Regions from separate parts of the Homo sapiens genome. Here region 1 is linked to region 2. The links are chromatin loops, found by intact Hi-C in ENCODE. Cell type or tissue: body of pancreas. All regions are shown on one strand. Each heading gives the region's core, and the rest is flanking DNA. Links, peaks and the distances in the headings are about the cores only. Region 1 overlaps CYFIP1 (cytoplasmic FMR1 interacting protein 1). Region 2 has its middle 9.5 kb from the start of CYFIP1.

Region 1 (2,904 bases), core at 194-2,693, 50 kb before region 2:
GAGGTGGAGAAGAGAGCAAAGGGAACAGCCGAACTGCCGCCCATCTTTCCCATGAGAAACACAGATGGAAAGCTTCCTAATTTGAACAGAATAATAAAGAATATGGTGAACCAACAAAAGGCTACTTTAATTATGTGACACAAGGTATCAAAGTCCTAGGAATCACATGCTTGACAAGTAGAATCTTGGATAACTTCTGTCACAAAGCTGGCGGGGCATGGTGGCTTATGCCTGTAATCCTAGCACTTTGCGGGGGACAAGGCAAGAAGATTGCTTGAGCCCAGGAGTTCAAGGTCAGCCAGGGCAACAAAGTGAGATCTCATATCTACAAAAATTCAAAAACTTAGCTGGGCATTGGTGCAAGTGCCTGTGGTCCCAGTTACTCAGGAGCCTGAGGCAGAAAGATCACTTGAGCCAAGGAGGTCAAGGCTATAGTGAGCTGTGTCCGCACCATTGCACTGGAGCCTGGGTGAAAGAGCAAAGCCCTGTCTCAAAAATAAAAAAAAAATAAAAAGGGCAGTGGCTCAAGCTTGTATTCACAGAGCTTTGGGAGGCTGAGGCAGGAGGGTCCCTTGAGCCCAGGAGTTTGAGAACAGCCTGTACAACATGGCAAGATTCTCTCTCTACAAAAAATTTAAAAATTAGCGAGGCATGGTGGCGTGCACCTGTAGTCCCAGCTACTTAGGAGGCTGAGGTGGGAGGATCACTTGAGCCCAGGAGGTTGAGGCTATATTGGGCTGTGATTGTGCCACTGCACTCCAGCCTGGGCAAGAGCAACACCCTGCCTTGAGAATAAAACGAAAAGCAGCTTAAAAAAAAAAAAAAAAAAAAAAAAAGCTGAGAATCCTTGACCCGGACCTCCTGGCCAGCACCTTCTCCCAGGGTCAGTGTGTGACACACTCATGGGGTGTGTTGAGAGCCTGTTGTGCAGGCTGTGTGCAAGGGCAGGACGCTGTTCACACATGACAGCATGCAAATAAGACACAGCTGTCAAAAGGATTCTAGATAAAGCACAGCCTATTGACAAGAGTAAGGCTGTCCCTCGGCAGTGCCACGGGCTAGCGTCCCCACACACGTACTTTGAGAAGCATGTGTTTCTCACTGGGCGTCAAATACATCCTGTTCTCGTAGTAATCCACACACAGATTCACAATATCTGCCAGGAGCTCTTCGTAGCCAGAAATCACTTCGAGCTGCTGCTGCAGAGACTGAAACACAGAGCAAGAGACTCATGCATGGGCCCGGCGCCCGGCCGGCTGCTTGGCCCATCAACCTGAGTGTGCAAACACCAGCCTTACCTGTGTGATCTTGTTATGATTGGCCAGGAACATGGACAGATTCTGCGATTCCTGGATGGACTGTGGATCTGCCATTTTACGTAAAAACTGAGCGGCCCTTTGAAAACAAAAAGAATTCATCCCAAAATGCACCAACGTGCCACATTTAAAAAAAAAAAAAAAAAAAAAAAAGCCTGGTTCGAGTGGGATCCCTTTCCCCTACAGTCATCTGCAGAAATGTGGGTCAATCTCAGAAGCCACCTATGATTTCAGCCTTTTCAGGCGTCTCTGGCCCTGCACTCCAGGTCAGTCTTCTGCCAACTTAGACGTGTCTTGCACAGGCTGGGACAGCTCTCCACCCGGCTGGTCACAGCTGACGGCTCCCTGCAGGGTCCCTGCACACTGGTCTCTGCCCTATACTGGTGGACGCCCACCTCATCTAGGGGGCACAGGGCTCCTGGACCCCGAGTCTGAGAAGGGCCACTGCCATCTCCGTGACTCCCACAAGCCCTGCCATGAAGCCGGCCAGCACTGCTGAGGTTCTCTGCTGGGAACCCTCTGGACCACACCTCCCCAGGCCACCTCAGGGACCACTGGTGTCCAAGGTCCTGAGACAGAGCCCTGGCCTGCCACCAATTTGTAGCTACACCCGTACGTGAGGCCCAACAATACAATACTGCAAGGCCATGCTAAGCCTGCGAGGTCTGGCAGGGCAGGGTGAAGGTGGGGGTGTGAGGATTCTGATCATCTAGGACTGTCCCGCAAGAAAGTTCAGTGGAAACGGCCCACATAAGGATAGGTCTGTGCAACCCAGAACCTTGGGGGTTTAGTTTTAAGAGTTACCAAGGCAAAGGCTGATAACCTACACCAACATTCACTTCCTCCCCTTCCTCCTTAGGAACGAGCCCTGCATTTCTGTGGAACACACATTCCAGGGAGCCCCACACATTCCGTGTGCCTCGCCCACCCTGCAGCTAGCTGTGGCCAAGTGACCAAGGACTAGGCCATGAGATATAATGCAAGATACTGACAAGCACTCAAAGTTTACTCATGAGGAAGCATGGAGCCCATCTTTCCCCACTTTCTGCCTGCTGACTGGAATGGAGAAATGACAGCTGGAGCTTAAGCAACCATTTAGGACCAGGAGGCAACACCTGAAGCGGAGCCGCAGGACCACAGGAGCCCTGGGTCCCGTAGAGCCTCGATCAGCTGCAGACCACCCAATTCAGGACTTTTCAGGAGACAGAGAAATAAACTGCAATCTTTTTAAAGCCACTGTTATTTATCTGGGCTTTAAATAATTGCATACAGTTAAACGTAATATTAACTGATACAGTAACATTCCTTGCCTTTTTAAACATGTTTCCAGGGCGGGGCATGGTGGCTCATGCCAGTAATCCCAGCATTTTGGGAGAAGGAGGCAGGCAAATCACTTGAGTCAGGCGTTCAACACCAGCCTGGCCAACATGGTGAAACCCCATCTCTACTAAAAATATAAAAATTAGCCCGGTGTGGTGGCTCACACCTGTAATCCCAACTACTCGGGAGGCTGAGACAGGAGAATTGCTTGAATCCAGGAGACGCAGAGGTTGCAGTGAGCCAAGATCGTGCCACCGCACTCCAGCCT
Region 2 (2,904 bases), core at 198-2,697:
TTTGGCCGGTTGCGGTGGCTGAAGCCTGTAATCCCAGCACTTTGGGAGGCCAAGGCGGGCGTATCACGAGGTCAGGAGATCGAGACCATCCTGGCTAACACAGTGAAACCCCGTCTCTACTAGAAAATACAAAAAAAATTAGCCGGGCGTGGTGGTGGGTGCCTGTAGTCCCAGCTACTCGGGAGGCTGAGGCAGGAGAATGGCGTGAACCTAGGAGGCAGAGCTTGCAGTGAGCCGAGATCGCGTGACTGCACTCCAGCCTGGACGACAGAGCGAGACTCCGTCTCAAAAAAAAAAAAAATCTGTTTTTTTGTTGTTTGTTGTTTGTTTGTTTTTTGAGACGGAGTCTTGTTCTGTTGCCAGGCTGGAGTGCAGTGGCGTGATCTCAGCTCACTGCAACCTCCGATTCCCTGGTTCAAGCGATTCAGGCATGCACCACCAGGCCCAGCTAGTTTTTGTGTTTTTAGTACAGACAGGATTTCTCCATATTGGTGTAGAGGCCACTCACATTCCCGGATCCTGCTCCTTCCCTTGACTTTTTCTGTCCTCAAAGCCCTCAGCTGGCTCTGCCCTCAGGCTGCCCTGGCCTCACACCTTTCTCTGACACTGTGCTTCTGTCCCCTCTTCCACCTTTAGGAGCCGTGTGACGACATCCCCAGATAATGCAGGGTAACGTCTCTATCTCAAGTCAGTGGACTAGCAACCCTAATTCCATCTGCAATTTTAATTCTCCTCTTGCCATGTAAACTAACATAGTCACACGGCCCAGGGATTAGGAAGCAGACAGCTTTGGGGCTACCATTCCGCCTTGTCTCAGGAAGCTGGAGCTCTGCCTCAGTGTCCTCTAACCCATTGAATCCGGCCCAGCTGGACTGCCTGGGATCATCTCCTTTACTTAAAGTCAACTGATATGAAATTTAATCACATCCAGTAAATACCTTCTAGCAACACGAGGTGTGTGTTTGATAGAACAGCTGGGACAGCCTCACTAGGTTGACACAATAAAAAGACCACCACAACCCACCCCCTGTTAACTTGGCACCCATACATATCCCCTTAAATCATACTTGTCTTGGTCTGTCTTTTTAAATTTATGATTTATTTATTTATCTAGAGACAGGGTCTCACTTTGTTGTCCAGGTTGGCCTTGAACTCCTGGCCTCCAGGGATCCTCCCACCTGGCCTCCCAAAGTGCTGGGATTACAGGTGCAAGTCATGTGCCTGGCCAACCAGGAGGAACTTTAATTCCTTCTTAACTGATCCCTCCATTCCACAATAGCATGATCTCAGCTGCTATATTTGTACAACCTGATCTCTTATTTCTTGCCACACCTTGTTCAAGCTGGAGTGGGCACCTGACCCAAGTTGACTCGCTGTGGGAACCTTGGTTGGGAGCTTAGAGTTGGAACTTTCTCACTCACATCACAGCCTCCTAACTTCAGGACTTTTATTTCTTCTGCAGTGAAAACATGTGGACTCCAACCAAGAACCCAACCACACGTCTCCCTGGTGCCCGCCTGGATCTCTCACCTCCTGCCCTGGGGCTTCCCTGTCACCAGGAGGCATCAGAGTCCTCTGAGATCACACATGAACCATGCAGCTGTGCACAGAGTTAACATTCCCTGCACCTTTGACTAATGAGAGGCACTCACAGGCAGATTCCTCTCTTTCCTTCCTGATGCAGTCCACATGGCTTCTAGGGACATCCCGAGAGGTGGGGCAGGCACACTTAGCAATGCCATCTTACTGAGATGGCCCCATATCCATCAGCACTCCCCCTCCTTCTCCCACTCCTCCCCCTCCTCTTCCCCTCCTCTTCCATCTCTCTCCTCCTCCTGCTAGGGCACTCTCTGACTCCCACTACGGGCACTGCACCCCATCTCAGAGTAGAGGCACCTACGGCTTTGTCTCAGGTTGTATTTCTGGGGAACCCAGGCCAAGGCTGGAGCCAAGAACTGGTCACGTGCATTTGGGATCTGTGAGCATCCACCTTCCAACCACTACAGGAAAAGCACAGCAAGGAAAGGTGAGAAAGCAGAAGTAACAGGTAGAAAAACAAATACCAGCAGAACAGGGAGACAGCTCTCCCCGAGCAGGAAACACAGCATGCATTTTTGGATTAAAATTCCTCCATTCCCTCACCAGACACCAACTCTGTGGTGCCATGATCTTGGGCGCTCAGCTTCCAGAACTGTAATAAATTTCTCCTGTTTAGAGCCACCCAGTCTATGCTGCTTTGTTATAGCAGCCTTAACAGACTAAGACAGTTACCTTATGTGAAGAAAAAGAGTCTTAGCAGATCTAAGTTCTTGAGATGGGATCATCTTAGATTATCTGAAGGGGCCCTAAATCCAATAAGCAGTGTGCTTACAAGAGACACGCAGAGAACAGACCCAGAAAGAGGCAGTGTGAACACAGAGGCAGGGATGGGAGTGAAGCAGCCACACAGCCACAGTCATAGAATGCTGGCAGCCCCCAGAAACTGGGGAGGCAAAGAATGGCGCGGCCATGGCCCTATTGCTCCCTTGAATTTTGGCCTTCTGTCCTCCAGAACTTCAAGAGAATGAATATCTGTTGTTTTAAGCCACCAGGTTTATGGTAATGTGTTACAGCAGCCACAGGCAACAGTATAAGGACTTCCTTATAATAAATTACTTTTTTTTTTTTTGAGACGGAGTCTCGCGCGCTCACCAGGCTGGAGTGCAGTGGCGCGATGTCAGCTCACTGCAACCTCTGCCTCCCAGGCTCAAGTGATTCTACTGCCTCAGCCTCTTGAGTAGCTGGGATTACAGGCGCACACCACCACACCCGGCTAATTTTCTATATTAGTAGAGACGGGGTTTCACCATGTTGGCCAGGCTGGTCTCGAACTCATGACCTCAGGTGATCCGCCTGCCTCGGCCT

What was found. A loop is a pair of places that touch in the nucleus more often than their neighbours do. Peaks named below come from ENCODE experiments on the same cell type or tissue, not always from the same donor. Only the 100,000 strongest peaks of a DNase experiment are listed, where the experiment ranks them.
Region 1: a loop joins it to region 2, with 2.0 times the contacts of the local background. A loop is called at or near these places in 20 of 110 quality-filtered maps.

The regions. Positions count from the first base shown.
Region 1 is chr15:22,938,113-22,941,016 of GRCh38, forward strand. CYFIP1 (cytoplasmic FMR1 interacting protein 1) reads right to left here. Exons shown (of 31, transcript NM_014608.6): 7 at 1,299-1,395; 8 at 1,080-1,208. Among named protein-coding and RNA genes, the nearest start is that of CYFIP1, 41 kb to the right of the region's middle. In body of pancreas, for the core only: no CTCF peak of the experiment used is centred there; DNase peaks (open chromatin) are centred at 1,229 and 1,899; H3K27ac peaks cover 2,500 bases.
Region 2 is chr15:22,988,449-22,991,352 of GRCh38, forward strand. It overlaps a transcript of TUBGCP5 not described here. Among named protein-coding and RNA genes, the nearest start is that of CYFIP1, 9.5 kb to the left of the region's middle. In body of pancreas, for the core only: a CTCF peak has its summit at 1,562 (motif pointing right); a DNase peak (open chromatin) is centred at 1,353; H3K27ac peaks cover 606 bases.